3 separate regions of the Homo sapiens genome follow, and regions 1 and 3 are each linked to region 2. A link is a loop called in an ENCODE intact Hi-C map of the cell type or tissue named here. Cell type or tissue: Panc1. All regions are shown on one strand. Links, peaks and the distances in the headings refer to the core of each region. The heading gives the core; the rest is flanking DNA.

What was found. A loop is a pair of places that touch in the nucleus more often than their neighbours do. Peaks named below come from ENCODE experiments on the same cell type or tissue, not always from the same donor. Only the 100,000 strongest peaks of a DNase experiment are listed, where the experiment ranks them.
Region 1: a loop joins it to region 2, with 2.4 times the contacts of the local background. A loop is called at or near these places in 6 of 110 quality-filtered maps.
Region 3: it touches region 2 in a loop (4-fold over the local background); 30 of 110 quality-filtered maps call a loop at or near these places.

The regions. Positions count from the first base shown.
Region 1 is chr13:68,805,995-68,816,440 of GRCh38, reverse strand. No RefSeq gene overlaps it. Among named protein-coding and RNA genes, the nearest start is that of LINC02342, 67 kb to the left of the region's middle. In Panc1, for the core only: CTCF peaks have their summits at 5,376 and 5,582 (motif pointing left); a DNase peak (open chromatin) is centred at 5,575.
Region 2 is chr13:68,921,542-68,931,987 of GRCh38, reverse strand. No RefSeq gene overlaps it. Among named protein-coding and RNA genes, the nearest start is that of LINC00550, 41 kb to the right of the region's middle. In Panc1, for the core only: CTCF peaks have their summits at 4,198 and 4,400; a DNase peak (open chromatin) is centred at 4,367; H3K27ac peaks cover 1,987 bases.
Region 3 is chr13:68,299,453-68,309,898 of GRCh38, reverse strand. It overlaps the pseudogene HNRNPA1P18. Among named protein-coding and RNA genes, the nearest start is that of LINC02342, 570 kb to the left of the region's middle. In Panc1, for the core only: CTCF peaks have their summits at 5,200 and 5,403 (motif pointing left); a DNase peak (open chromatin) is centred at 5,408; H3K27ac peaks cover 563 bases.

The sequences.
Region 1 (10,446 bases), core at 1,437-9,436, 120 kb after region 2:
ACCAAGAGCAAATGAGCCAGTCCAGCCCACATGAACTTCTCACCTTTAGAACCATGAGATAGTAAATTTGTGTTGCCTTAATGGGCTACATGTGTGGGAATCTGTTACAGCAGCAAATAGAAAGCTAATGCATTCACTTTAATAATCCCAAATTAGAGTGAAATATAATTCCACAGACAGCAAAACCATTTTTGTTGAAAAGCCCAATGATGAAATTTTAATGTTTTATTTTAGAACAGTAAATATACCTCTCTCTATATAACATATTCATGTATGTATATATTGTGTATGTGTGTGTAAATATTTGCATATAATGAATAGACTTGGCTAATATCCCTGTCTTTATATGTTATTATTCTGCTTATTTCCAACCATTTTGCAGAAATTGGGAAGCAGTGGTTTCATGTTCTATGTGAGATAACATTTATTCACATGAGAATTGTATGTGTTTATATGTTTACACCAATTTAAAAGTTTAACCAAAGTCAGAAAGAATAGAGTTTTAACGTATTTAAAGAAAGTGGGACAAATCAAATATTTTCTGTAAAATTTAAAATATGAACTTTTTTATATTAATATGGTTTATAATGATTTTTTTTACTTCAGGTGATCTTCATGTATATTTAATCTGAAGTAATAGGTTTGAATTAAAGCTTTTGAATTCAAACACATGGCACATACCTTTAGAGAAGAATGGCTTTCAGTTTTGCTCTTATTTAAAGTAGTGGAAAGCTGAAAAACACGGGAAATTTCTTTTATTTAGAGACAATTTTGACAAAATTAAGCAAGTGAAAGTAGTTACCTTGGCCCTTGTTTATTCTGACTCTATTTCAAAGTTGTAAGGAGATGAAAAAGTTGAGGTAAAGTAACTAATCCAAAACTACCTTTGTTTCTTTTATTTATTTATTTTTGAGTATTCTTTGGTCTACTTGAATGTTGTAAGCTGTTTTACTTAATTATGCAGAGGATGATTAGATACATTAGGAAATGTATGAAAATGAATTAAGTTATAAGATTATATTTTAAATTTGTAAAACCAATTTCTATGTAAATAAGGACATGTGATGTTAGGGATAGGAAATGTGATAAATTTAAGAAACAGAAAAGGGGAAGTTTAAGAACGATTTTGAGTTTAGAGAGGACTTTCTGTATCTCTCAATGTCATATTAGATGTAGTAAGACCAACCTAAAACTCTTCCTCAGATAAATACCTCAAGGAAAGCTAGAAGTAAAACTGGCCCCCAAATCAAAAGAGGTACAAGACCTTAAGAGAAACAAAAATAAAACACAACAAATAAAAATGCTTTGAAATAAAAAAATGCTTATGTTTGTATACAACATATTTGTATACATATAAATCAGTATGCACTATCATGTTATTATTATTCTTAACATTAGCTATAATACCATGAAGATATAAGTGAGCAAGGAAGAATTAAAAAAAAAAAATCTGTGTAGCACAGTGACTCACACCCTTACTTCCAGCTACTTGGGAGGTTGAAGCTGGGGGATTCCTCAATCCCAGGAGTTCATACCTGCAGTGAACTGTGATCCTGCTACTGCCCTCCAGCCTGGGCAGCAAAGTGAGACTCCCTCTTTTTTAAAAAAAGAAATCCATGTAAATGAATTGTATTGAAGAAATACTTCTTTCCTAGTATTACACAAAATTGGAGAGTGCAATGTAGAATATTTGGGGGTAAAGAGAACATTTGACTGACTTTGCTCGAATTTTTATATTTTTAAAATTCTAAGATCCTTGCTCAGAAGAAGATGATTATTCATTATTTTGTCTGTCATGCTTTCATGGGTTCACTGACTTTTGTATTTATTGTTAGGGTGTTTGGGTTCCTTTCAATAATTTATTCCCACGAATAAACTATTCAATTTTTCTTGTGAATTGATTTAAATCAACTTAATTATGCAAAAATGAGGCTATATTTTGTAGTGATTGGTTGCATTAGCTGTCAAAAACATGATGTGGAAAATATTAGCTACTCTATTCCACAACCTCAATAGCAGATTACATGAAACTAAGTCTGACGCCAAATTCTGCACCTCATAGAGATATTTATTATATACAAATTGACAAGCAGTCACAAAACATTTTATAAGATATAATCTGTAAACTTAGTGAAACCCCACTTGTTGTCGTTTTAGGTGGTTTCACCACGTGCTTTATAAATAGAACTCAAACCCCAGACCCAGCAGCATTCCCCAGGCAAGACTGTGTAGGAATGCCTGAAAATACTTTGGTGAATGGATCTTGATTAGAAGATGAATGACTCAGAAGACTAGAAAGTATATATTTGTTATACACTATACCCAGAATAGAAATCATGTCCTTATATACTCTGCACAAATATATGATGCCGATGCCCATACCATACCCAAATAACCAAACATGCATTAGCAAGTTACTAAGGGTTTGGGTCAAGGAGCTACTATAACCTACATCTGCTCCCCAATTGTACATAAAACAAGCGCACTCTATCCAAACATACATCAGTGGACAAATAACAACAACAACAAATACTTTGTGCAGTTGACGGCCTGCATTCTGCAATCTCCCTGTTTAATGGGAGGACAGAAGAGCCATCTGGAACACAATCCTGAAAGTGAAAAGTTATGAGACTTTCTGAAGTTTTATATCCGGTTCACAGGTGATGAGGATATCTGAGTTACTTTAACTCTAAAACCTTTAGTTTCACATTTTGGTTTACTTTTAGATTCATAAAAAGAACACACTTCGATCTTTGATCATACTTATTAGCAAGTTGTGTGTGTGTATTGTTTGTTGATAAATTTTAAGAGTTATCTACACAGAACTCTTTGTGAAATAATGCAAATTCATCAGTTTTGTCCTGTGAATTTTTCTATCATGTTGTCAGGTTCACAATTACACCAAAGGTCATGTTGAAGTCCTGAGGGAGCACGTAGATGAGCAGAAAGAACACTCGGGGTGGGGCGTAGGCAGGTGAAAAATGATTTTATTCAGCAGCAGCTGTCATCAACAGCTTTCTCTCACACTATCTGCCCTGTCTTAGCTGCTTAGTCAGGTGGCCCCCACACACAGCTGCATGGCCGGCTCTCCCTTGCCTTCAGGGTCAGAAGCTTAACTCTTTCTCTCTCTGGGCATGATCAAGCTGAGCTGTGTCCTGGCTCCCCTCTGTCCGTATGCAAACACAGACAACTCTGACTGTCTCTTTCTCTGGGGGCCAGTACCCCTGTACAGTGTCAACAGGACAATTATACCTTTTACAGACAATAGTGGCTTAGAGACAAGTGATGGTGTTCCCCATGTTGTGGCTATGGTGGTGAACTTCTCTATGTTATGTCTACATGGTTATGTTAACAAGTGGAGTTATATTCTTGCGCTCTAGACTCATTGAGTCACGCAGGATGTAAACATCCTACCTCAGCCTATCCTTGACCAAAGCACAGCCATGTATTTTCACATGTTAGTTGACCACACATAAAATTAAAATTGAAAGTACCTAGCACTTGCAAAATATAATACAGATTTTACTGAACTAATATTGAAGTGCTAAATTTCAAGAAGTTCAAAATTATAGTCATTGCAAGTAATTTTCTCTTTTTTCTATTTTGTGCATGGTCTCACTGTCATTCTTTCAGTTTTAGTTTCCCAGAAATTTAGAGATTTTTAAAGGTATAATTTCTAATTACAAAAAAAAATTCCAGTTCAAAAATAGAAAGATAGAGATATATATATATACTCTTTAAAGTTTAATTAAATTGATTTTTAAATATTTCCCACATTGTATTTTATATATTTAAATGCATTTTATTGTTTATTTAAAACACTGTAATTATCTTGCCATATTATTTTTATACAACAGGAAATTAATGTAAATGTATCTAATGCAGTCATTATAGTTAGATCTAAAAATAAGAGATTGGATAGTGTTAGTAGTAAAATATGTCAATGCCATACAACAGATATTAGAAGAAATGATATCTGTCAATGAAAAGCAAATAACAGTAAACAGCCCAGCCAAATAATTATTTTAGGTAAATTTCTGGAAAACAGTGTTTCTTCAGAAAACAGTGTTTCTTCAGGAGACACATGTACATACTATAGGCACAGAAACTAAGTTTTATTTGTGATAAAAACTCTCATTTCTATTTGTTTTTCAATTTAAATAAGACAGAATAGAAATCAGAGACGTAACAAATTTGTGGGTACCGCACAATATAATTTCCCATATGTCTTAATCAATAGGATTAATACAACATTTTTCTCTATAAAACAATAATACGAACTACAAGATACGTCTAAATAGTTTCTAGTAATATGCATGAATACCTTGCATGCTTAGTTTCAGTTAAAAAAAAAAGACTATTTCTACCTCAGGAATTATCTTAGTTTCTAATTTAAAGTTGCTAAATACTTATTAAATTAATGTATATCTCTCCCAGGTTTTGTGGTTTATCAGGTTATGGATGTGCTCTTAGATAGAAAAAAGTTATTTAAAAGAAGGTTCTTTTTTATGGTGAGATACATTTTTGGTTGAAAATCATCTGACAACAATACTATAGTCTATTATTTGTAAAGGAATAGTTTATTTTTACTTTGACCAAATTTTGAACTCAAGTATCATTATTTTGAAAAGTCTCAACTAATTTTTATAACTTTTCATCATTATCTCAAAGCTAATAATACCACTTTGCTGGCTTACTTTTCCTAAGTTTAATTGGTTCGCCCTTATAACCAAGGTGACTCTGATCTGGAAGGTTGGCAGTTGCACCTGCAGTATTATGACTACAAATAGATAATAGACCTAAACACTATATTGAGTTGTTCAGAGTGCAGGAGAATCATAACCTTGTAAAATAAAAGCAATTTAAAAACTAGAACAAATTTTGCAAGACTATTTTAGTAGCCAGCACACATTTTTTTTTTTGTTTTGTTACTTCTATATTCAAATAAAACATACAAGTAAGACAGGTCTCTCCTGTTTTCAGATTACATGTGTATGTGAGTGTGTATGTATGTGTGTATACATGTATGTATGTGAGTTAAATTAACTATACATTCAGTTAAAAGTTAAAATATTTTATTGCTAAACTTTGGTTTCACTGACTTCACAGTGGCTTGTAATTGCAGTCCATGTCACAGGTTAGTCAGGCACAGTTTTCATAACCCATAAAATGAATCATAAATGTAAAAGGTGATTTTATTTCAAAGTTTCAAAGTCTATTCATGTTGGAAAATGTATAGCAAAAGGTACCTATGGTAGGCAGGGAATGAGATAAGGGCTTCTCAAAGATGCCTATATCCTAATTCTCAGAACCTGTAAATACGTTACGTTACAAAAAAATTTAGATTGCATATGTAATTAAGTTTGCTAAGCAACGGACTTCAAATTAGAAAGATCACTCTGAAATATTTAGGTGTGCCCAGTGTAATCCCAAACTCCTACAAATGGAAGAAGTTGGAATGGTGTGATATAAAAGGACTCATCTCACCATTGTTTGCTTTAAAGATGAAAGAAAGAGTAAAGAACCCAGGAATACAGGCAGCAGTTAGAAGCTGGAAAAGACAAAGAAACAGACTGACCTCTGGAGGTCCCAGAAAGCATAGCCCTTCCTATACTAGTTAGCTCATTTATTCAACTGAGTACCTCAGCCCCTTCAATCAAGGAAGGAGCTATTCTGACAAGATATTGGGACTGAGAATCAGAATTTATTATAGCATTTATGTATTATTGTTTATTGCTTTTTTAAAACAGACAAGCACAAAATTGTTTTCGTAAGGTTAGTTAAATTTGCATATCTATATGTTGCATCATTAGCATCTACTAGAAATGTGTAAAAGAGAGATAAGTGGGCAGGTGAGGGTTTTACTGTGACCACCCAGAAGTGAGTTGCAGACTTCATGTATGTTTCCTCTTGTCCTGTATCCCACCACTGAAAATTGAAAATAATATATTTTTATTTATTTTTGCAATAAAATGGCACACACTTTCATATTTTGATCAGCTTTCTCTTTTGGATCCCAGTTCCCAAAGTGATTATAATTGGCAAGATGGTCATTATGGATTTAAAAAAATCCATCATACACTATTCATTAAACCATCATACTGTATCTTTACCATGAACCCACCAAAAAGATTCATAATCAACTAGTTGTCATTATTTGTCAGCATTACTTTACCTTTACACAATATTTACCTTCTAAATAATTCTAACTTATAAATATTGGAGCTGAAGTTCTTATATAATTGGTTGGCAAAACCTCCAAGTTTATTGAATTCCATGAGAGACATTGTATGGCAATTAACTGAAAACCTTACTTTGTGCCTTTTGACATTCTGACTCTTAAAGTACCCAATATTAATACACTATTACTATAATCAATGCAGTATACCAACTACCTGTAGCTTTAAAATATTAATTATACAAATTAATTATACTTAGATTTTCAAAGGCAAAAAATGTTGAAGTTAATAAGAACCATGGTAAATTCCTAATAATTAGTGTTACATTAATGCATAAGGTGATATGAAAACTTCAGTGGTGTTATTATAAACTAAAATTTATAGTATTAATATTGCAGTCTTTACACAGGTAACAAGGAAACAACTATAATTCATTTTAATAAGGTGCTTGTTAAATACAGCATGGTGTTTCTGTGTTGAACTATGGCATAAGCTTAAGGTAGAAGACAGAACAATTTACAGATTTATCTGGTTACTTATACTTGGTCTATCCCTTTATGAAAAATACATAGAATACATTACAATTCAACTAACTTATCTCTAAAATTGGAGAGGAGGATCCCTTTACGTATGCCAGTCTTACCCACCAGTGTTCTGGGGATTAAAGGTGGCTACTTTGACTGATATCAAATGATATTGTTTATATACTATGAGTCATGCTGGAATTAATGAAATATTCATAGATAACTTGTTAATAGTGCAGAGTCTATCTGGACACAATGTTTATTCAAGTGATAAGGAAATTGATCTGATCAACATAAGAGTTGTAAGATATTCACAGTTATACTCTTTTTTTTTTTTTTTTTTTTTTTTTTGAGACGGAGTCTCGCTTTGTCGCCCAGGCTGGAGTGCAGTGGCGCGATCTCTGCTCACTGCAAGCTCCGCCTTCCAGGTTCACGCCATTCTCCTGCCTCAGCCTCTAGAGTAGCTGGGACTACAGGCGCCCGCCACTACGCCCGGCTAATTTTTTGTATTTTTTAGTAGAGACGGGGTTTCACTGTGTTAGCCAGGATGGTCTCGATCTCCTGACCTCGTGATCCGCCCGCCTCGGCCTCCCAGAGTGCTGTGATTACAGGCGTGAACCACCGTGCCCAACCCACAGAGTTGTACTCTTATTAGAACACAAATCTATTCATCTGATCAGCTTAGAGAATTCTATTCATATTTTATTTCAAGAGTGATGCATGAACAAAGCTGGTCTGTTTTATTATCTTATAATTCCATTTACAGATATCTGATCATAGCTTATGTATTACCTGTAAATAGAATTGGGGGAAGATATAAAATCTGGGCAATAAAGTATTATCAACTTTTTCTCACTGAGTTTGTCTTTTGCCTAACATCTGTTTTGGAATTGATTAGCACCCGAAACCACAAAGCAATGCCTTTCTCTGGCCCAAGTGCAACCATATCATATATAAGAAGAAAAGAAATTACAGAATGATTCATCATCAAGCAATTCTAAGAGTAAGGCTCCTGTAATGATATCACACAAGAGGGAATAACCCTGTAGGAAAATCTTACCAGTCATTTTTGAGGTTGATTATTGGCACATAAAACTATCCCTCTGAAGCATTTTTGGAAGGATCCAATCAGCCCTGTGAGACCATCTGTTTCATGGTTGCCATAAGGGTAATAGCTTGCAGTTGTGGGCAACACTTGACTCAGTTACTGCACACAGATCTCACTGCCTTAAACGCTGAATTAATGATTCAAAGCACCTTCTTAACACGCTTATTGAACTAATTGGCTCCAAGAAAAGGGTTTTCAGCTGTGAGTCTAACATAACTATCAACATACTATAATAACATTTATATTGTATGACTCTCCTCTTTTATTAAGACCTAGATGGTCATCAAAGAATTCATTCTGTATTCTGTGTTAGAGACTACCATGTGCTTGCTAAAACCTGTTTATTTTCAACCTGGGCATTTTATTCCAATCGATTTCTCAGGTTCCCTTGTAGTTCGGTGTGGCCATGTAAATGAGTTTACATCAATTGAATTGGAGCAGAAGCTGTTCCCTCCTTCACACCTGGCCCATTAAAATTTACAGTTTGTGCCTTTCAGAGTCTTTTTCTCTATATCTACCAATAAAATGGAGAGGATCTATCAGAAGACCATAGGGTGTTAGCAAATGGCAGAACAACAAAAATAATCACATCCATTGAGCAGATGCCTAGCCAAAGAAACTGTTGATACCTTTCTTAAACGCTGTTGAGCAGAAGGTCTTAGTGCTACGCTAATGGGTGCAGCACACCAACATGGCACATGTATACATATGTAACAAACCTGCACATTGTGCACATGTACCCTAAAACTTAAAGTATAATAAAAAAAGGGGGGGGGAAAAAAGAAAAAGCCACCCTACCAATAACTCTTCCATTGCACTGTTATGAGATGCAAATATGACTTTTGAAGGGTTAATTCACTAAGATTTGAAAATTTATCTGTAAAAAACTTGTGTAATTAACACAGAAATTGATGCTAATATTGAGGTGCCTTCTTGGCAGGTTAGAACCATTGGTTTAGTATTCTGGAGGGAGCAGGCAACAGAGCAAATACTTCTGGATGCACGGATAGAGATTTGTCTTATACCTCATCAAAGATTGGCAAAACTCTCTCCCATAATGATTTTCAAGGCAAACAATGTGTTCACTGAGGCTGTATCACTAGCAGAAATTGTTGAAAGTAATCTGAAATGTTTTAGCTACTATTTAATCTATCATAATAATTAAACCAACTTAGGAAAGATAATTATGTTTTTTAAGTGGAGAGCAAGGAATAGAGATATTTTAAAGTCAAAGGCATTTTAGCTTGAAAAGTCTGACTGGCCTTAAATCCAAAAAGTGAAATAATCAAATGACTATAACAACACTTTAAAAAGGCCTTTGGGAAACAAAAACTTTGTGAAACTTCTTAGAGTTAGATAAAGTAAATCAACTTTGTATCCAACTTCAGATTAACAAAGCTCCCTTTCAGATGGTTTCAAAAAATGTCATTAAATTGATGAAAATGACATGAGAGAGAAGAAACAAAGATATATAAGATACCTGGCTTTATGGTCAGATACAACATCTATGTGTGGTTACTTGGTGTACAGAACTTGTGCACCAAGGAATTATATAGCTAAGCAATTTAAAATCCTAGCTCTTTGCTCAGAAAGTTGAGAATTGATAAAACCTTCATAACAGTAATTCTCTAACAGAAAATAGAACATAAAGTCTAAATATGGCTCAAAGGAAAGCATATTCCCCAACTTTCACTTCAGGTGAAGCCACGGAGAATAATATATAGGGAAGAACAGACTTCAGTATGGGGGTAAGGAACATCGAGGAAAGGATCCAAGAGTTCTCTCAGAGACAAGATTGAAGAAACTTGCATCAACTTCCTTAAACATACGACTTCTCAAATTTAAAATTGCTTTGGACTGGGGACAGTGGTGTGATGGCTTTTCTCTCCATGTCCAAACAAAAGTGTTTATTGTGTGTTATTTTGTCTTTGATTAGCCATCCTTGTCATTGTCTTCCTGGTAATTTAACAGAGTCCATTGTGAGTAAATAACATATAATTTTGTTTACAGGCCTTGAACAAGAAAATAGAGTAAGACTATGCACCTACTGGAGATTCTGAGTTTTAAGTTGGATGCAAAATCTAATGGAATCTTAACTCCAAAGACATAAGGGATATTTCTTCAATTATCTGTGTGACAAATTTTATTTATTTTAAAAATCAGTTAACTTATCAACTCTGGTTTTTGATGTGAGGGAGCAGCTGGGTCCACAGACCCTCTAGATCTTTCTGATTCAGTCCTTTCAGAGCCAGGTATCAGCTGGAGGCCAGTTTCTCTTTCAAGTAACTAGCATCTTGAAAGTTGTAGTCTTGGTGATGGTTTGAAAACAACGTGCATTCTACCTTGTTCTCACTTGTTTCAGTTTCCCATTCCTCTCCCCGACTTAATATTCATCTTTACTTCTCAATTTACTGATTGGTTGACTTCAGGACAGCAAAAAACACAGAAGAAATGACCTGTTTTTTAATAGTTATAATAATAATTTAAGTCAAATCCTTATAATAAATGTCATAATCAATATTATTCCTTGTAATACATTCTTTTGAGTACTAAATGATATATAAACAGGAATATGGCAGAACATGCCAAGTGTTTCAATATATTTTTCCTATTTAGCACATATCTACAGTACATA
Region 2 (10,446 bases), core at 1,063-9,062:
CATTCATTGGCTCATTAACTCAGTAATAGTACCCTATCCTGTGGTAGAGGTATTATATTCCTAGAATAAAGACCTGAATATGACATATTATTTGGGCTTCAGGAGGCTCACAGTATGATCAATATGATAAGTAAACATCAATTCTAGCAGAATGAATAAAAATGTTGAATTAGATTTCTCAGCAAAGAGATACAGAAATTCAAAAGTAGATGTTAGTTCTCATTGCAAGGCTAAGGAAGACATTACAATGGAAGCTAGAATTCCCCTTGAATAATTTGGGATTTTATTTTGGTGACATTGAAGATATCACAAATATTTATTTAAAAAATAAATTTGATTACAGCATTGACTTTGTTTTCCAGATAATTTTAGGGAATTCTGCTCACAGTTTCAGGTTGAATGCCAAAAAAAAGAGGCATGTATATTTTATAATTAGACTAATATACTATTCTAGACAGTAAATTACAAGCAAGAAAACTAGGACAACAGTGTGAAAATAAAGAAAATGTTATTTCTTGGAAATATTAAAGATGCACTCATATTGTAAAAAATATTTTATTCTTTTATCTGAAAATAATAATTTCAAATTTTTACTGATTAAAATAATTTTACAATATGATGTCTTGTTTTATTAATAAAAAGTTACTTATGGATGCAGAAATAGCAATGAACAAAATATTTTTCATATTTTATATTACATATAAAAGATATAAAAATAATTGCATGGTTTAAAAATTGATATATAATCTCTCTATAACCAAAAAACATTAGAGGAACTTGATAGAAATGCAAATGTGAGAGTTTCATACCAGAACTAGGCCCAATCAATTTGTTTTTTGGTTTGTTTGTTTGTTTTTTGGAGATGGAGCTTCGCTCTTGTTGCCCAGGCTGGAGTGCAATGGCACGATCTTGGCTCACCACAACCTCCGCCTCCCGGGTTCAAGCGATTCTCCTGCCTCCACCTCTCAAATAGCTGGGATTACAGGCATGCGCCACCACGCCCGGCTAATTTTGTATTTTTTTTTTTTTTAGTAGAGACGGGGTTTCTCTATGTTGGTCAGGCTGGTCGCGAACTCCCAGCCTCACGTGATCCGCCCGCCTTGGCCTCCCAAAGTGCTGGGATTACAGGCGTGAGCCAGCGCTCCTGGCAGCTGTTTGTGTTTTAACAAGTCCTCCGTGTGATTCGGAAACAGACTCAATAGTCCCATAGGCAGATTTTTTGGATAAACATAGAAATTTACCATTCTGGTCTTAAAACTTGAAGCTTTTATTTGTTTTATTGAATTCCTTCCTTACGAAATGTTCCCTTGTTCTCCAAAAACTGTCAAAGAACATAAACTCACCAGATCAGCTCATCCAGACAATGAGATGCCAGACCCCTCATCGCTCGTGATTGCTTCCTTACCCCTCCCTAGTTCATGTTTTCTCACACATAGTTGTATTTCTTTCCTGCTATTATAAACCCCTAATTTTAGTCAGGGAGATGGATTTGAGACTGATCTCCCTTCTCCTCTGCTACAGCACCCCATTAAAGCCATCTTCCTGGGTAATACTCATTGTCTCAGTGATTGATTTTCTGCGTGGTGAGCAGCAGGACCTAGGCTGGATCTAGTGTTTTGGTTAACAATTCTGATGAGCACCAAAGTTTAAAAAACATTGAACTATGGTGCCAGGCAGGAAAGAGCAGAAAGTGATTGGAAAGTTACTGAATATTAGAGGAAATTCAAAATTTTTGTATTAGGAAATTGATGGAGTTCTTATTTGGTAAACTCTATTTCTCATTTGAGCTAATAAATAAGAAGAGTGAGAGGAGTAATGAGAATACTGGAGAATTAAGAAAACTTTTAAGTAATCTTCAGACAGAAAGGAAACCGTGTTCAGAACACTTGCTTGAGAACAATTGTGTCTGTGACAGATTACATAGATATTTTCCTCTTCTGAAATTCTACATTTTATTGATACAGTGACATAATAATATTTTCTAGATTTTTACTTTCTATATAATACTCTTAATGTTAATATGCTCTTAGTTCTGTTGGTGTATTTTAGGTCTTTATGTTTAGCTTAATTATGGCAAGGGCTATTGCCTTCTACTATTTTGCTTCTTTAAGTTTTCCTGGAATGAGGTTTCAAAACAGTCCATAAATGTTTAGAAACGAATAATTTGATTAATACATGACTAAATGCTATGGAGACCCAAGCAGAAAATAAAAACAAGTTGAAGGCTTAAAAATATAATGGACTGTGCTTCCTATTATCTTGGCACATTTGAAAAGTTAATAACAATATTATGAAGTCAAGTGAATCTAAAAAACTCTCTTAGAGAGGTTGTGAAAGTAACAAAAACTATTGTTTTCTGAATTATTGCTGGGCATATTAAGCTGCAGTACTGGAATCTATGTGCTGTCTGCCTGCTGTAACTTGTCACAAAACAAGCAACCATTTGTGCTTTGAAATTTCCTTCATTCACAGAGCAATTCCTGGACATAATGTGCTATATGCATTTTTTAATCCTGCAATTTACTTATCCTATTTCATGTTGTCCAATAAAAATGAAGAGGGAGCAAGTCCATGGAAAATGCTAGTACTTCTTTATTGCTCATGTATTGAAAGATTAAAAATTTGTGATGAATACAAGAAGGTCTCCATAGCAACACATGTAGTTAGACAACGTTCTAGATGATTATCAGTGAGAGAAGTAATATCAACCGATTAAAAATGAATGGCACTTATTTCCATTGAGACGAGCCTGACAAATGGAGTGACAGGGCTCAAGGACAAATGAATATCAAGGAAGATTGGCCTGTCTCACTGAGTCATGTTCAAGCTGTTCTACAGCCTTATATAAAAGTGAGAGAATCTCTGCTCATTCTTAAAGTGCAAACCTTGCCCAGCCTCAGAACCCCACTGTGGATGTTGGCACAAATATTACGAATATTATGAACCATGTGAAAATTCAAAAGCACTCTATTAACCACAAATGATCTTGAATATATTTCAGTTTATTAAAGAAACAGAAAGGAAGGCTCAACACAGGTATAAATACTAATCGTTGTTTTAAGTTCTTGAAAAACTGTCAAAAATTTGGAGTTACTGATAAAAATGGTAGGAAATATGTACTGTAACCATTTGAGACATCTCGACTACAACATAAAATTCATATTATAGAGTAAAATGCCCCATTATTAAAATTAGTCTCGTTCGTGTTTATCATTTCTTAAATGCTTTTAAAGTCTTACTTTTCGCATTTCAAGAGTGGAGCCAAAATGTCAGGTTAGTTCTATAGTGAAAACATTAATTATAGCTTAAAAACTTATACTAAAGTTTTAAAAAATTTACACGCAGAATGATTCAACTTCTACAAGTAATAACTTTTATCATTTTGTAAGCAGAATGGACTATAATGTGTACTGAGTACACTACCATTGATCTTGTATACTGTGATTGTTTCAGTGTATAGATTTTATAAACCACATCATTATTTAATTTCAATATTATCACTAGTTAAAATGCTAGTTTAATCTATTAGTTTTTTAGGGCTGCTGTAACAAATTACCACACACTTGGCACTTAAAACAACAGAAATTTATTTTTTTCACAATCCGGAGGCCACGACTCCAAAAGCAAGGCGTAGATGGGGCTGCAACTCCTCTTGAATCTCTCAGTTTCTGGTGCCTGTTCTCATTCATTGTTTTATGGCTGCATCAATAAAATCTTGACCATCTTTACCTTGTGCTCTCCTCTGCTGTGTCTGTTTAATAATTCTCTGTCTCACTCTTTGAGAACACTTATAATTGAATTTAGCCCACTTGGATAATCCAGGACCAGCTCCTTCATTCAATTACTTAATCACATACTTTGCCATAAAAATTAATATTCACACTGTACACATATCTTTTTGGGGGCCACGATGAAGCCTCCAATAGTCTCACATTTCAATTAAAACATATGGTTTAATCAATTATGTTCTTTGAAAAAATTGTTTTAACTGTAATTTATGATCAAATGAATTTGTAAAACATAAAGATTGTATCACTATGACCTATAAAAGAACCAAAGATATTTTCCAATCTGAACAAAAAAAAATAGTGCTTAGAAATTCTTTTTCTTAATAACTGTAGAAAAAAAATTACTCTCTATGACTTATTTCATGACATAGTTTCTTTGGTTCAAAAGCATTTTTATTATCAAATATTGCTTTAAATAGTATAGCCTCAACAATGAAGCAGAAAGTCAAGTCCAGTAATGCATACATATATTTATGTCTAAAAAGTAATGAAGCATCTTTGGTGATAGGCAAAAATCTAACCTTTTGTTTGTTTGTTTGTTGAGACAGGGTCTCATTCTGTCTTCCAACACTAGAGTGCAGTGGTGCCATTTCAGCTGACTGCAGCCTGGTCTTCCTGGTCTCTAGCAATCCTCCCATCTCAGCTTTCTGCGTAGTTGGGATCACAGGTATGTGCCACCACACTAACTTTTTTTTTTTTTTGGTAGAGATAATGTCTCACTATGTTGCCCAGGCTGATCCTGAAATCCTGAACTCAAGCCGTCCTCCTGCCTCAGCCTCTGAAAATGCTGAGATTACCTGCATGAGCTACCATGCTTGGCAAAATCTAACTTTTAAGAAACTTTCAAAAACATGCTTTTAAAAAAAATCAGTTATAAAACTATTGAGGATAATATTTAGAGATCTTTCATAGCTATTTACTGAATTTCAACTAAGTATTATTTTGAGTGTTCTACGATACCTTGTGTAATATAATTGTAATTTTTTATTGTTTCTATTGACCTACAGCTTTTCATTGTAAATAAAATAAAGTCACTGTGAATAATATACTTCTCTTTTGTCAGAATGTAAAACTTTAATCCATTTGCTTCATGTATCTAAAATTTATTTTTGATTTGATTTGAATTATATATACTTAATGTATTTGTTGATACATTTAACAATTTAATTAAGTAGTCACCATTAATTTACCCTCATTAGAATTTATTTTTTAAAATTAAATAAAAAGTGACAAAACTAATTTTGTTCATCTCAGTTATGTTACTTTATATGTGATGAATTAATTTGTATTGAAAGTATAGTTGGGTTTACAGGTAGTTAGTAAACAATTCTTTAAAATGCTGTAGAAGTTTATAGTTAACTATGTTATAAACATTAATATTTCCACATCTAAATTTGAATGTGGAACAGTGGTTACCTAGAAAAACATAAACATTTCTTTGAAGAAAATCAGAAAATCTTGAAAGACAAGACAATAAACTGCTGTAGAATTTTCAACCTGCAAAAGTTATGCATATATATATATACATAGGTATACTATTTGTTTCCTAGCTTCCTTTGCCACTTCAAAAGTCCCAGAGATTAATGTTTTAAAGGCGACAAGAGCATGTCAAGAAATAAGAACAGAGCTTATTTTGTACTGAGGCAACAGAAATATCATGTTGTAAACATGTTTATTAACCTTGGCTTAGAGAGCAGACAGACAGCCTACTGCTGTGTTAATAACCAACCTGAAGAGGACAAAATGAAAATGTAATTATGTGACATCAAAAGCTTATTGATTTGTCAAAATGCAATCTTTCAAGCATTTTTTTTACTATTATTCTGCCAGAATTCTCTCTCATTAACCTCTTCATATTTTAACACCAGGAGTATCACCATTTATGAAAAATAAATGTAACTGAGATAATTTCAGTTTATCAAAAGATGTTAATTTAAAGGTTTTCTAGGAAGAAAAATATTAAAAATTATAAAAAAGAGTATGGACACTAGTTTTATGAAAGTTGTATTTTAAAGTTATTCATGCTTGAAGGAGTGGCAATGGATATATATTTCTTATTTTATTTGTTTAAAGGATTCCAGGTATATATGCAATACTTGCTATAACTAGGGAAAAGAAGGCCATGACCATATAGTCAATTTAAAAACTTAAAATTATAAATGATATTATTACGTTTAGGTACAATGAAAGGTTTACCTTTGGTTTTGGAGTTATTTTAGAAATGTTCTTAAAGTCTTAATTCTTAAATTGAAGTTAATACTCCAAATATATATATATATATATATAGAGAGAGAGAGAGAGAGAGAGACAGAAACACAGAGAGAGAGAGAGATTAAGAATAAATTGTTATATTAATTAACTTTTCAGTTACTTAACGACTTAACATTTTACAGAATTAAGTTAGTTTAAACTTTTGGAGAGAAGTGTTATATTTAAAAACATTCACATAGAGCAATATTAATTTGATAAAATATGATAATAGCAAAAAATCAGGTATTATAGTTAACTTATATTGATATAAATACCTACCTAGTTTCTCAAATGCATATTCTTATATCTATGTCTTCCAGCTTGTATACACACACACACACACACACACACACACACAAGTTTACACAAAGACAACATAAAATAGGAAGGAAAATTAAATCTCTTCTAAGCCCAAAAATGTAGAAAACTATGAGAATGCATCAATGAAGCTATGATAAATGTCTACATTAAATATCAAATATTCATTGAATGGAACATTTAATGTCACTAAGCTTTTATCCAGCAATATATATAAAAGTATTTGTTCTATATCCCAATGTGTGTATATGCATTATATATTGATATATGGATATGTCCCTGGATTTGAATACATAGCTGCAATATATTTACTATGTATTTTTTCTTTTCGACACATATTATAAGGTTATTCAACCTTTCAGTGAGAATAGATTATACCAGATTTTTCTAAAGCAAAGTGACTTGTATTAGAAATACTTAAGCTCCATTAAACTCCATTGTTTTTCTTAATTATTTTCCCTTTTACTCTCATTATCATAGACTTGTCATTAGTACAAAAACCTTTTTATTGAAATATTGCAAAATAAGTTTTACATTATTTACAATATGCAGATAGAAGAGTATTTCTTCATCAAGACGCTAGCTACAGAACTTGTATAATCAAATTTGAAATTCTTGGTCTTACGTGTTCTACATAGATGTATAATTTTTATAGTGAAATTTGACTAAGAGAAGTACTAGGATAGCCATGCCAAAAAGAGGGAAAACTGACCACTATCTTGCCCACAATTAACCCAAATAATTATTATAATAACTTTGATAGTAAACACTATTTTTTAATGAATGCTACTTACTAAACAGCATTCCAACTATCTTTTATATTATTAGTTCCTTTTATTCTTATATCAATTTTATGAAATAGGTATTAATGTTTTATTTTTATAGATAAAAATTCTGAGAATTTATAGAAAGTACATTTAGTACAACTAATGAAAACACTATTCAACTCCAGTTTCATATTTATTCCCTTAAAAATTATCTACTTCGTTTTATATTAATTTTTTGAGAGAACCCAATTTAATTTAATTTTTCATATAGACCCTTCAGAAAGTAGTATGAAGTGGATGTTCAACATGTTGATAATATGTTCTTTAATTTGAGGAAATTAGATAAAACCTAAAAGAAAGTAATTTGTCAAATGATCTGGAGAGCTCAGTAACACATTGAGGCTGGACAACATAAATGTGTCCAACTAATTTAAATCCAAGTAGGACAAAGGAGCCAGAAAACATGCAAAATATTATGAAATAAATTTCATGTGAAGTTTCAGATGATATATTAATTCATTTTCACACTGCTATAAAGAACCACCTGAGACTGGGTAATTTATAAAGAAAAAAGGATTAATGTTGTCATTCATTCTACAATAGAAGTCAGTCTTGCAACAGTTGAAACTCAAGAGCTTGATGTCCTCACTGCATTCAACAGGTGTGGCTTCTCCATTATTTCTATCTTCTGAGGCAAAGTCTTGAGTGGATCTGCCTAATTAGTGCCACCAAGTTTGGCTGTTTGTGGGCAAAGGAAGGGAATGTATTATGCTTTATTCTGTGAGGAGGTGGGATATATTAGTAAGAGTCCCCCAAAATACTGGCCACCAAGAAAGCAAGAAAAATGTACAATAAAACTATACTATGTGGAAAATTAAACCTATCAAGGTCTATAATTGGTGGATACAAAGGTGCCAAAGTTGTTGTGGGAAGTCAGGGACCCCGAACAGAGGGACCTGCTGAAGCTGTGACAGAAGAACATAAATTGTGGAGATCTCATGGACATTTGTTAGTTCTCCAAATTAATACTTTTATAATTTCTTACACCTGTCTTTACTGCAATCTCTGAACATAAATTGTGAAGATTTCATGGACATTTATGACTTCCCCAATCAATACTCTTATAATTTCCTATGCCTGTCTTTACTTTAATCTCTTAATCCCATCATCTTCGTAAGATGAGGATGTATGTCACCTCAGGACCCTGTGATGATTGCGTTAACTGCACAAATTGTTCATAAAGCATGTGTGTTTGAACAATATGAAATCTGGGCACCTTGAAAAAAGAATAGGAAAACAGCGATGTTCAGGGAACAAGGGAGATAACCATTAGGTCTGACTGCCTGGGAGCCAGGCAGGACAGAGCCATATTTCTCTTATTGCTGAAAGCAGGTAAGAGAAATATTGCTGAATTCTTTCCCCAGTAAGGAATATTAATAATTAACAGCCCTGGGAAAAGAATGCTTTCCCGGGGGGGGGCCCTAAAATGTCCTCTCTGGGAGTGTCTGCCTTGCGCAGTTGTAGATAGGGATGAAACATGCCCTAGTCTCCTGCAGCGCCCCCAGGCTTATTAAGATTACAAAATTCCTGCCCAGTAAATTTTAGTCAGACCGGTTGTCTGCTCTCAACCCGTGTTTCCTGATGTTTATCAATGGCAATGCATGCACAGTGGGACCGGGAACCTCATTAGTAATTCTAGTTTCACCCTGGCCTTGTGAATTTGCCCTGCTCATTGGCCTTGTGATATTTTGTTGCCCTTGAAGCATGTGATCTCTGTGACCCACGTCCTATTCATACACTCCCTCCCCTTTGAAAATTGCTAATAAAAACTTGCTGGTTTTGCGGCTCAGGGGGCATCACGGAACCTGCTGACATGTGATGTCTCTCCCGGACACCCAGCTTTAAAATTTCACTGTTTTGTACTCTTTCCCTTTATTTCTCAGACCAGCTGACACTTAAGGAAAATAAAAAAGAACGTACATTGAAATATCGGGGGCCGGTTCCCCCGATAAAAGGTGATAACCAACAGAGTTTTAAATATGGAGGATATGTTGAGTTAAAAATCTAATTCACTCTTCTCAGATAACATAGCATGTGCTTTTCTCCTATTATAAGGCTTTCTGTAATAAGGGGGCAAAAATAATTATAAAGAGAGCATAAGAAAAACTGACTCAAAAGCAATAACTCACCAAACAAAATGCATAAATATATTGCCACTATGCCTAACGAGAAAAATTGAAGTGCAAAAAATATTTTATTTAATTTTAACAGCAAGCATATTCAAACCTAGTTTTCTAGTTCTTCTAAAGATTCCTTATAGAATGCAGATCATTTATTACAAGTATTCTTCTTAAATTACTAGAATCAAACAATTCAAATATTTTTGAGGACTGCTATATGAAACAATCTGTATTTGAAATTACAAAACTGGTTATAATAAATTTTAAAAACTTAATTTTCTAGAAACTATAAATCGTTATTCTGAAGAAACTGATGTTTGATTATATAGAATAGTATTTAGTATGAAATATTTTTGAAAAATATTCTGCATTTTTATTATGTATGTTAATATGAATTTGATTACTTATGCTCACTAGAGAGAACTTTCCCACATAGCCTGAACCATCTGCATTCCTTATATTTGGACTGTATTTCTATACAGGTGAAATCATACACAAATGTAAAAGGAATCCTTAAAATAACAAAATTCACATTTAATGCACAGTGTATTATTTTAATAAATTCTCAAAGTCCAGTGAAACTGGATGGATGGATGAATGGATGGATAGATGGATAACTGGCTGTAGCAGAATATATCATAATGACCTTACCTAATGTTTGAGCTAGACCTTGTAAAAATATACACCAAAATAATGTTTCCACTTCCCATATCATTTCTCTTAGTTGTAACAAAACTGTTATTCCTCTAGTTCCCCAAGACAGAACTTTGCAATTAATTCTTATTTCTTCTCTATCACTGTCCAGTTCACATAAATCATTTAAATGTAATCAGCATCACACACAAAATAAAAGCAATAAAGCATATAAGAAGAGAATAAATGTTTTCCAAGATTATTCAGCATGAGAGGATTTTTGTAATAACAACCACATAAAATTCTTAAGTTATTATTTTTTAAATTCTAATTTTGGATGCAGGAAAATTTAGTCTCAGTGAAAATTCACCCAAGCTTACAGAAGAGACAATGATAAATTCTGTGTGCAATATCGAGTTTAAGCATCTGGGCCTACGAAGGCATAGATTTTCATTTGTCTAGTTGTTGTTTACCCTTATACAACATATTATTGCAATTGAATTTGCTAAT
Region 3 (10,446 bases), core at 807-8,806, 620 kb after region 2:
CTTTTGTTCATCATGTTGCAAATCTCAGAAGTTTTTAACCAATTGGAATACCAAAAATTATTGGGGTATTTCTAGATATAGTCTTTAATTTTGTTACCCTTTCCAGATTAATGTGGATTCTTTTTTTTTTTTTCTGTTATATTTCTTTAATGTACTCTATTTGTGAGTTACATTAAAAACTTGGTGTACCACTGGAGTAATAAAAAATAATACTGAGAAATTAGATATATTTTACTGTGGAGTCTCTTAAATATCATCCTTAAAGTCCCTATAGCATTAGCACTTTAATCATTAACATTTTTTTAAAAAATTACACAAGAAGTCCGGGCATGGTGGCTCACGTCTGTAATCCCAACACTTTGGGAGGCCAAGGTGGTCAGATTTCTTGAGCCCAGGAGTTCAAGGCCAGCCTGGGCAACATGACAAAAACTCATCTCTACAAAAATTAACAAATTATCTGGGTGAGGTGGCATGTGCCAGTAGTTCCAGCTACTCAGGAGGCTGAGGTAGGAGGATGGCTTATGCGTGGGAGGTTAAGGCAGCAGTGGGCCGCGATTGTGCCACTACACTCCAGCCTGGGTGACAGTGTAAGATCCTGTTTAAAAACAAACAAACAAAGCTACCAGAAAATGAATTTAAAAAATTAGAAAATGTATCGTATTAATACATAAATTTTAGGTAGTACAAAGTCCAATTCTTGTTATAAGGTGTAACCAAAGTAGAAAAATTTAAGACATGATAAGTTTGAGGGCCTATCTAGCTGTATGAAAAACATGTTTGTTGTTTTAATTATCAATTAACTGAAGTAAAACTGCTAGTGTTTGAAGGTATGCTTGTTTAAAGTAATGTTGTCTTGAAAAGTACAGCAAAAACAAAAATAAACAACTAAAAACAACAATAAAAATTCTTTTGTGTATTATACATTGTGACATATATGCAGTGCTTTACTCTTTTTTTTGTCAAATATATTATAGAGACGTAGTGAAATGACACTTCAGTATTTTCCTTTTTTCTATGACTGTTCTTCCACCCTTATTCCTTTAGAAGTCTTCCATGAATCTGTTAGAGATAAAGGTGAAAATCAAACTTAACTGATAGGCACTATTAGCATCTCAAAACTCCATCCCTCCTTAGAGGACACTAAGTGTTCTATGATTAGGTCATGCCAATTATGTCTGTCTTCATAATTATCCCAAGAGACATCTTAGCACTTATACAGTGAACAGTAATGCACCTCATAATGTTTTTTTGTTTGTTTGTTTGGCATAAAAACATCAGACTGTAAATTAGTTATCAGGTGAAACTACTAAAATAATCAGATCAATGGTGCTGAAATAAATCTATATATTTCTGTTTTCTTCTTGCATCATGCATATTCACTCATAAACTTTTGTGTTCTTGAACATATACACAAAGATACAAACTGCATACTCCTTAAAACCAAATGTACCTAAAAAAAAGAGTTATATTGAAAATAATGCATACATTTTATACATTTTCCAGCTCACTAATATAACTCAGTGATAGGTTATATCTATCTAAGTGAAATATTTGTATATTTTTCAGAGCTTTATAAAATTAATAACTTTTCACATGACTGAAAATAATCAGATATAATTCATATTGCCTGTTTCTAAAGAGGTACTTAAGTTGCTTATAACATTGGTTTGTACCATAGTATAATTGGATTCTGTTTAAAAAATTTAGAAAATTATAATTTAAACACAATTATTATGTCATATAATGATTCCTGCTATTTGCAATAAAGATTTTTATTACATGCATGGTTAATCTTTATTTTTAACATAAGCTTAGAGTCCACAATGTAAAACAATTAATAACTAATACATTCTGGGACCTTTATCTCATATTTAGACTTCCCAAATGTGTTGACTTTTCTCCAAGGCTGATTAGAAATAATTATATGGCTTGTAATAATTAATTGAGAATCAAATTTTTCTTTCAGAAAACATTTCCTCTGGAATTAGCTATCTTCAAATTACCTATGACTTTTTATATTTGCATAAAAATACTTTTACTTTTCATTAGATTTAAGAAAACAATTCAGTAACTTGCGGATATCTGAATGATATAAAAGCCCATGAATTAAAATGACAGTGCCTGTATTTTATACAGTAAAAAACATGCATTTCTTTAAGTATAATTAAGTGTGCCAATTTGGAACTTATGTTTCCTTATGAGTGCACAGATAATTTAATATACAACACTATATGTTTATTTTTGCTACTATCCTATAACAATATTTTAGTATAGTTTTACTATAAAGTGATTATCTACAATATTAATATGAAATATGAAGCATAACAGAATTAAAAGTGAAAAGAAAATAATTTCTCAAAACAACAACTAAAATATTATCAATTTAATCATAACTACTGATTATGAAATATTAGTAATAAAACAAGCATAATATATTCACTATGCCTGTATACATTCAAGAATTTTGTTCATAAGTAAAATGTGCAATTCTGTAGCATTTAATTTGTGAAGAAAAGCAACTAAAATATTTTTGTTTGTTGTATCCCCTTATGTGTTTACATATCCCATTTGTTCCGCAAACGTCTATTGGCAGCCACTTCGTGCCAGAAATTGCAAATTGATACAGTATTATCTGATGAGAAAAATATCAATAAAATTTCAAGTGAATTATTATTTTTAAAAATCTGTTATACATTCCTTTATTCTAGCCAGTCTCTCCCACTAACCATGAGTCCCTACATGATCCTCTGCCTTTCGTCTCCTGATATTGGGACTTAGATCACTTCTTTAAATATTTAAAAAGGAAAGATTGCCAAGGGATTATTAGTTCATTGGGCAAATAATTGATATGTATACTCTCAAGCTCGTGGCTCTCTCAAAGTGATTTTCTATGTGTGACAACTTTATCAACAATTTTTATTTTGAAGGCTAATGACTCTACACACATATTAAGAATACCTAATGAGACTCCTTTTGTGAAAATAAGTCTTCACGTTATAAAGATGAAATATAGGGACAAGCTTCTACATTTGCTGAACTGTTGATGACCTTTAATAATCGTGGTTACTCTCCTCATTTTATTCTAGGTTCATTAAGCTCAGTATGCTTTTAATGCATCACTCTAGTGTTTAGCAATTCATTTGTTCAACAAGGATTTGAGTGCTACTCCAAGCTCTAGTTGAGTGACTAACCAGCATAAGCTATTTTCTTTAGTTGAGGCCAGGAATTGAAATGTGTACTGACTTACAAAATAGACTAATATCGTTAAAGAATAAGTAGAGTATAAAAGAAAAGAAAAACCCATGTTTCAAAATTAATGAAAGTGTCAGGTAGTATGCTTAAAAATCTTTTTGAATAAAATTAATGTTGTTATAAACTTTCATATACTGTATCTAATTTTAAAAATAAAAACAATTTTAAAATTCAATAAATCTGAAAAAGCAATCAAAACAGTGCAGAGATCATTAGATAATGTCTACACATTTATCTCTGTAGATTTTTCAAATGTATTGACTTTTCTCCTGAGCTGATTAGAAATAATTTCAATTACATTGCTTCACAATAAATAACTGAGAATAAAATTTTTCTTATAGAAAACATTTCCTCTAGAATGACCTATTTTTCAATTACCCATGTTTCTTTATATTTACATAAAAATACTTTTAATTTTCATGAGATTTAAGAAAACGAATTCAATGTGCCAGGCATCCTTCCTAGAACTACAGATATATTAGTGAACAAAACAGCAAAACGCTTGCTTCTTGATGCTTACATTTCAGTTATAGTAGTCAGTGGATAATAAATACAATAATTAAGTTATATTCTATTAAGAAGTTGATGAATACCATAGGAAAAAAATAAAGAAGATAGTTGTAGACAAGAAAATAAAGCTGTGCCTGGAATCCCAGCACTTTGGCAGGCCGAGGCAGGCAGATCACCTGAAGTCTGGAGTTTGAGACCAGCCTGGTCAACACGGCAAAACCCCGTCTCTACTAAAAATACCAAAATTAGCCTGGCGGGGTGGCAGGCACCTGTAATCCCAGCTACTCGGGAGGCTGAGGCAGGAGAATGGCTTGAACCTGGGAGGTGGAGGTTGCAGTGAGGTGAGATCGCGCCACTGCCCTCAAGCCTGGGCAACAGAGCAAGACGCCATCTCAAAATAAATAAATAAATTAATTAATTAATAAACAAATAAATAAATAAGGCTGCTATGGAAAGAGGGTTTCAACAGCATACGATGGACAATATCAACTAAGACAAATATATCTATAGGTACCCTAAACATCAGTGTGAACTGACTTGTTTTTATTTTCTTCCCTTAATTCATTTTCCACCTCATTCTTTCTGGATTCTCCAGAAATTCATTTTCCTTCATGTATACGCCTATATACTCCTTATTAAAGCACCTGATTTGGACCTACATACCCCAGGAAGTATATCTGTGCATCCTTTTCCACCTGATAACCCCCACCAGCATTAGCTCAGACTCATTTGAATTTTTAATAAAATTAAATAATAATAATTTGTATCTTGACTCTAAGCGAATGCTTCCCCTTCACTTCCTTTCCCTATTTTGGGGGGGGTTTTCTTTCTCCATCACTCAGTATGTTTACATTATAAATTGACTATTAAAATTTTACCCATGCTGGCCGGACGCGGTGGCTCACGCCTGTAAGCCCAGCACTTTGGGAGGCCGAGGCAAGCGGATCACCTGAAGTCGGGAGTTCGAGACCAGCCTGACCAACATGAAGAAACCCCATCTCTACTAAAAATACAAAAATTAGCCAGGCATGGTGGTGCATGCCTGTAATCCCAGCTACTCGGGAGGTTGACGCAGGAGAATCGCTTGAACCCGGGAAGCGGAGGTTGCCATGAGCCGAGATCGCGCCATTGCACTCCAGCCTGGGCAACTAGAGTAAAACTCCAACTCAAAAAAAAAAAAAAAAAAAAAAAAAAAATTATCCATGCCAATACAGCACTCTTTGAGGCCTTTTCTCCTCTAGAAAAAACAGAAGAATCTCTGAATACCAAAGACTAATAGATAAATCACATCTTTTTTCTCTATCAGTTATTCACTGACTAACAAATGAAATTATAATTTCAAGTTTTGTGTTGTAGAAATGCTCATGTATATGGTGTGTGGGAAATAAGGATGCTTATTCATGTAATGCATATAATTGTTATGTATACAATATGTCACAGTATTATCTAAGCTATTTTATGTTAATGAGGGGTAATAAAACATTTCATAATTCCAGATCCATGCTTTCAGCTATTAAATTTTTTTTAAATTGTGAATTTCTTAGACCTCACTGAAAAAAAGCCATTTTTTATGACTGAAACAATTTGAAATCTTCCCTAATGTATAAAGGGTTAGTGGGAATTCATACTCCACAGTCACACTGCCACCTAATGGAGGAGGATAAAATGGAAATCAGACACTTGTTTCCCTTCCTTCAGTTCTTTATAAGTTTTTGGTTTTTCATTTTTGTTTTTGGATTTTGGTTTTGAGGATTTCTGTTTGTTTGTTCTCTGTTTTGATAAAAGAAGGACTGTCCTGCTTCCGAGTTAATGATTATCAGTTAAAGGGTCCAATTACAACAGCTCAGCAGTTTATTGACCTACACTTTAGATATCTTAAGGCCTTAATGGAGAGTTAAAATCTTCCAGGTGGTAAGGTTCCAATTATCTGAGATTTCTGGTCATAGATTTGCAAATTGGAGATGAAAGTTGCTCTGGGCAACTTTCTATATTATCCTTTTATCCTTGCATTTTCAGCAAACTGAATTTAGAAATGCTATATTTGGTTGCACTAAAATAATAGTAATTACATTTAGTTACATGAATAACAAGATTTATGAGATTATTTTTAAAGTAATAAATACTAATAGTCCATTGTCATTAAAAACGCTTCACTAAAATCCTACTACACATTTTACATTAATTATATCATCTAATTGTCAAAACACTCTGATTTTGTAATACTACTATCCCGTTTTTTTAGATTAAGCACTAAGGCTTAAAAGAATCAAGGAAAGCTATCAAACTCATACAACTAGTAAATATTTGATTCCCAACTACGGATCATAATATTTCCCATAGTTCAACTTGATAGCAATTATGATATTACTAAATATGTTAATTTCAGATTTTAAAGTAGAGTCTTACATTTATATTCTAACTTCCAATTCAACCTTTGTAACTAGCTTCCCAATCTTTCTATCTATCCAATCTATAAGAAGACAAATAGACCATAAACATTCAATTTAACATAAATGTCTAAAAGCCTCTCAAGATAATTTTTAATTAATAAAGATAATAGCATCTAAAAGAAAATATATGCCAGAGGAATATCCTGTAACTGTGGTATTATGAGATAGAATTTTTTAAATCAAAAATAATAAATTATTGCTAATACGTGGTTCACCTTTAAAAAATGGTAACCTGCCTAGTTGGAAAATATGATAGGAACTGATCCCCTTAGTATATAAAACCAAGATCCAAAAGGTATGACCAAAAAGTTAAACCTTTTGTAACATCCTTTCTGCCTGTGGACGCCACCAGGAAAGCATCGTTGTCTCTTTTCCACTGCTGTCATGTCTAAGTCAGAGTCTCCTAAAGAGCCTGGACAGCTATGGAAGCTCTACATGAGATAGTTTGAGGAGCCATTTTGAGCAAGGCAGAATGCTCACAGACTAGTATAAGAGTCAAACACCAAGAATTCCAGGGGCTTTGGGTTTGTCACATATGCCACTGTGGAAGAGGCAGAAGCAGCCATGAATGCAAGGACAGAAAAAGTGGATAGAAGAGTTGTGCAGCCAAAGACAGCTGCTGCCCTAAGACAAAATTCTCAAAGACCAGGTGTCCACTTAACTGTGAAAAAAGATCTTTGTGATCTTGAAGCAGAAATACCATTCAACCCAGCAATTCCATTACTGGGTATGTACCCAAAGGAATATGTCATTCTATTATAATGATACATGCATCCATATGTTCACTGCAGCACTATTCACAATAGCAAAGACATGGAATCAACCCAAATGCTCATCAATGATAGAATGGATGAGGAAAATGTGGTACATATACAACATGGAATACTATGCAGCCATAAAAAGGAAAGAGATCATGTCCTTTGCGGGGACATGGATGGAGCTGGAAGCCATTATTCTCAAGCAAACTAACACAGGAACAGAAAACCAAATACCGAATGTTCTCACTCATATGTGGGAGCTGAAGAATGAGAACACATGGACACATGGACGGGAACAACACACACTGGGGCCTGTTGGGGGTGAGGAGAACATCAGCAAGAATAGCTAATGGATGCTGCGGTTAATACGTAGGTGATGGGTTGATCTATGCAGCAAACCACCATGGCAAATGTTTACCTGTGAAACAAACTTGCACATCCTCTATATGTACCCCAGAACTTAAAATAAAAGTTGAAGCAAAAAAGATTCAATATGCAAAAACAAAACAAACAAACAAACAAAATAAACACCTAGAAATATTAGACCTTTATGAAAACATAAGTAGACTGAAAGACAATAAATGAGACAATAATTAGAAAAATCTATTGTGCTTATAAATGGGAAGATTCACTATCATAAATATTTCATTTCTCTTCATTTTGATAAATTTTATTTAAAAAGAAGATCTTTGTTGGTGGACATTGAAGAACATCACCTAAGAGATTACTTTGAATAGGATGGGAAAAATTGAAGTGACTGAAATCATAACTGACCGAGGTAGTGGCAAGAAAAGGGGTTTGCATTTGTTCATTTTGATGATCATAACTCCTTGGATAAGACTGTTATTCAGAAATACCATCCTGTGAATTGTCACAACTGTGAAGCAAGGAAAGCCCTGTGGAACCAAGAGGTGGCTGGTGTTTTACCCAGCCAAAGAGGTCGAAGTGGCTCTTAAAACTTTTCTTGAAGTGGCCGTGGAGGTGGTTTTGGTGGGTATGACAACTTTGGTTATCGAGAAAACCTCAGTGGTCCAGGTGGCTTTGGTGGCAGCCATGGTGATGGTGGATATAGTGACAGCAGGCTTGGCTATAACAGATTTAGTAATGGTGAGAGTAGTTTTGGAGGTGGTGGATGCTATAATGACTTTGGCAATTATAATAACCGATCTTCAAATTTTGGACACATGAAGGGCAGAAACTTCAGAGGCAGAAGCTCTGACCTCTATGATGGTGGAGGGTAATATTATACTTTGCCAAACTATGAGCCTAGGGTGGCTATGATGGTTTCAGTAGCATCAGTAGCTATGGCAGTGACAGAAGATTTTAATTACTGTCAGGAAACAAAGTTTAGCAGGAGAGGAGGGCCAGAGAAGTGACGGGGAAGCTACAAGTTACAAGATTTGTGGAGTCAGCCAAGCCCAGTGGTGGCAGGACCTCACTGCTACAAAGAAGACATGTTTTAGACAATACTCATGTGTATGGGAAAAAAAAAACTCAAGGAACTGTATTTGTGACTAATTGTATAACAAGTTATTTTAGTTTCTGTTCTATAGAAAGTGTAAAGCATTCCAACAAAGGGTTCTCATATATAATTTTTTTTGTCCCATGTTGTTGATTGCTAAACACAAAAGTCTGATCATGATGCTGAATATATGTATCTTGTTTTATAAGAAAGGTAAGACTTTCTTTTCTACTTTCAAACATAAACTATTTTTTAGTATCAATTCAGAACATACAACTTCCAGAACTTAGGAAGGACAAAGAAAAATATAATGTGATAACATTGAACCTGGTAGAATAGAAAACAGGTTAAACATCTCGCATTAGTAATCAAGCTGACGTTATCTTGGTGAAATCTAGACATTTCAAGAAAGAAAACAGTTTCAATAACCATTATAAATAAAAATGCAAATTATTTTAAAAAGCAGAAAACTCAAGGCTTGCTCCTTTCCACAAAAATAAGTGCCAGACATTAAGGATGCGATCTGAGACCTGAGAATTGTAATTATTGATAAAATGTAACTGAAGCAACAGAAAGCTATTTTTAAATATCTGAGGGCTCATAAATTAATGATACATGAAATATTGGGTGATGGGGACCTCCTCTGCTTTGCCTGTGTTCTAAAGGAAGTAGCATGTTTTAGGAAGAGCCGATTTTTGAAGCTAAGTTGGTAGAAGATATAAGAAAAGTAATGTTCTATACAACAATGGTTCCAAGAAACAGCGAAAATATTATGAAATGACATATAATATGGTTATTCCATTAAGTATGATGTTAGTCGTAATTTTCTTTGATGTACCTTATGAGGTTGAGGAACCTCCGTTCTATTCTATATTGGCCGGGAGTTGTGTTTTTTTTTTTTTTTTTAATCAGTAGTGGGCATTAAATTTTGTCAACAGTTTTCTCAACAACTATTGAGATGCTTTTCTGATTTTTAAAAGTCAGTTTGTTATTGCTTAGACAGTCCTTATTATATCCAAAAAATCTGATATTCTAGGTGAAGAATATGGGATAAAAGCTTCATTAATCAGGCCAATGGCACTGTCTAGCACATTTTCAGATTAGCTTTGTGAAAATATTATTTAAGTTTTTCCCCTTATATCTCAAATCCATTGGTGCCTACCAAATACATATGAATGCACATACTTTTAATGTTTTTTTTTTCCTTCCTGTTAGAGAGAGGCAATTTCTCAAATACGCCAGAGTGGTTCTTAACTCCAACTGTGATCAGGGTTTAATTTCTGAATTACACACCTGGATTCAAGGATTCATGTTGCCAGTTGTATAATAGTTAAAAATTTAGCAATTATTGATTAAATATTTTTTAGGACATTTAGGGCTACAGGAAACTCTGTTTAAAGAAAGAGTATTGCTTTAATAGAACTATTTTCCCATTTTAAATCAAAACTTCTCTCAACCTATTATATACATAAGTTTTTCTTGGAGAATGTATCTATGATGTACCTAGAAGCAAAGACTCTGTGGGGACAAAATATGTATGCTGCTGATCTGTAAGGATAGTTAGAAGAGGCAAGGCAAATTCATTCCCTATGCAATCCATTTCAGGTTTGGGAAGGAAAAATTTAAACACACATGCAAGAAAACTGCACTTGAAATATTCAGTTGTGTCTGTTATACTAATGATACCAAGTTTTATATATATATGTATATATATACACACACATTTCTAAAACTTTTTTGCCTTTTTCTTAATAATGTTGATATTTTTCTGTGTGTGAATTTCTATTTTTCCAAAATTTTTAAAACATAATTTCAAATATTCAAGGGAAATTTTTAAAACACACTGAATTCTTATCTGTCTGAAAGTGTCCCTTACTGTCAATGATTTATAGTCATCATAATTCTAGAATAATTTCATTTTAACGCAAGTTTTTCACCAAAAGAAGTGAAGTGAATGATGTCATTTAAAAATTGAGTTTCGGAATATTTTATTGAGAATTCTACATGAAAAATT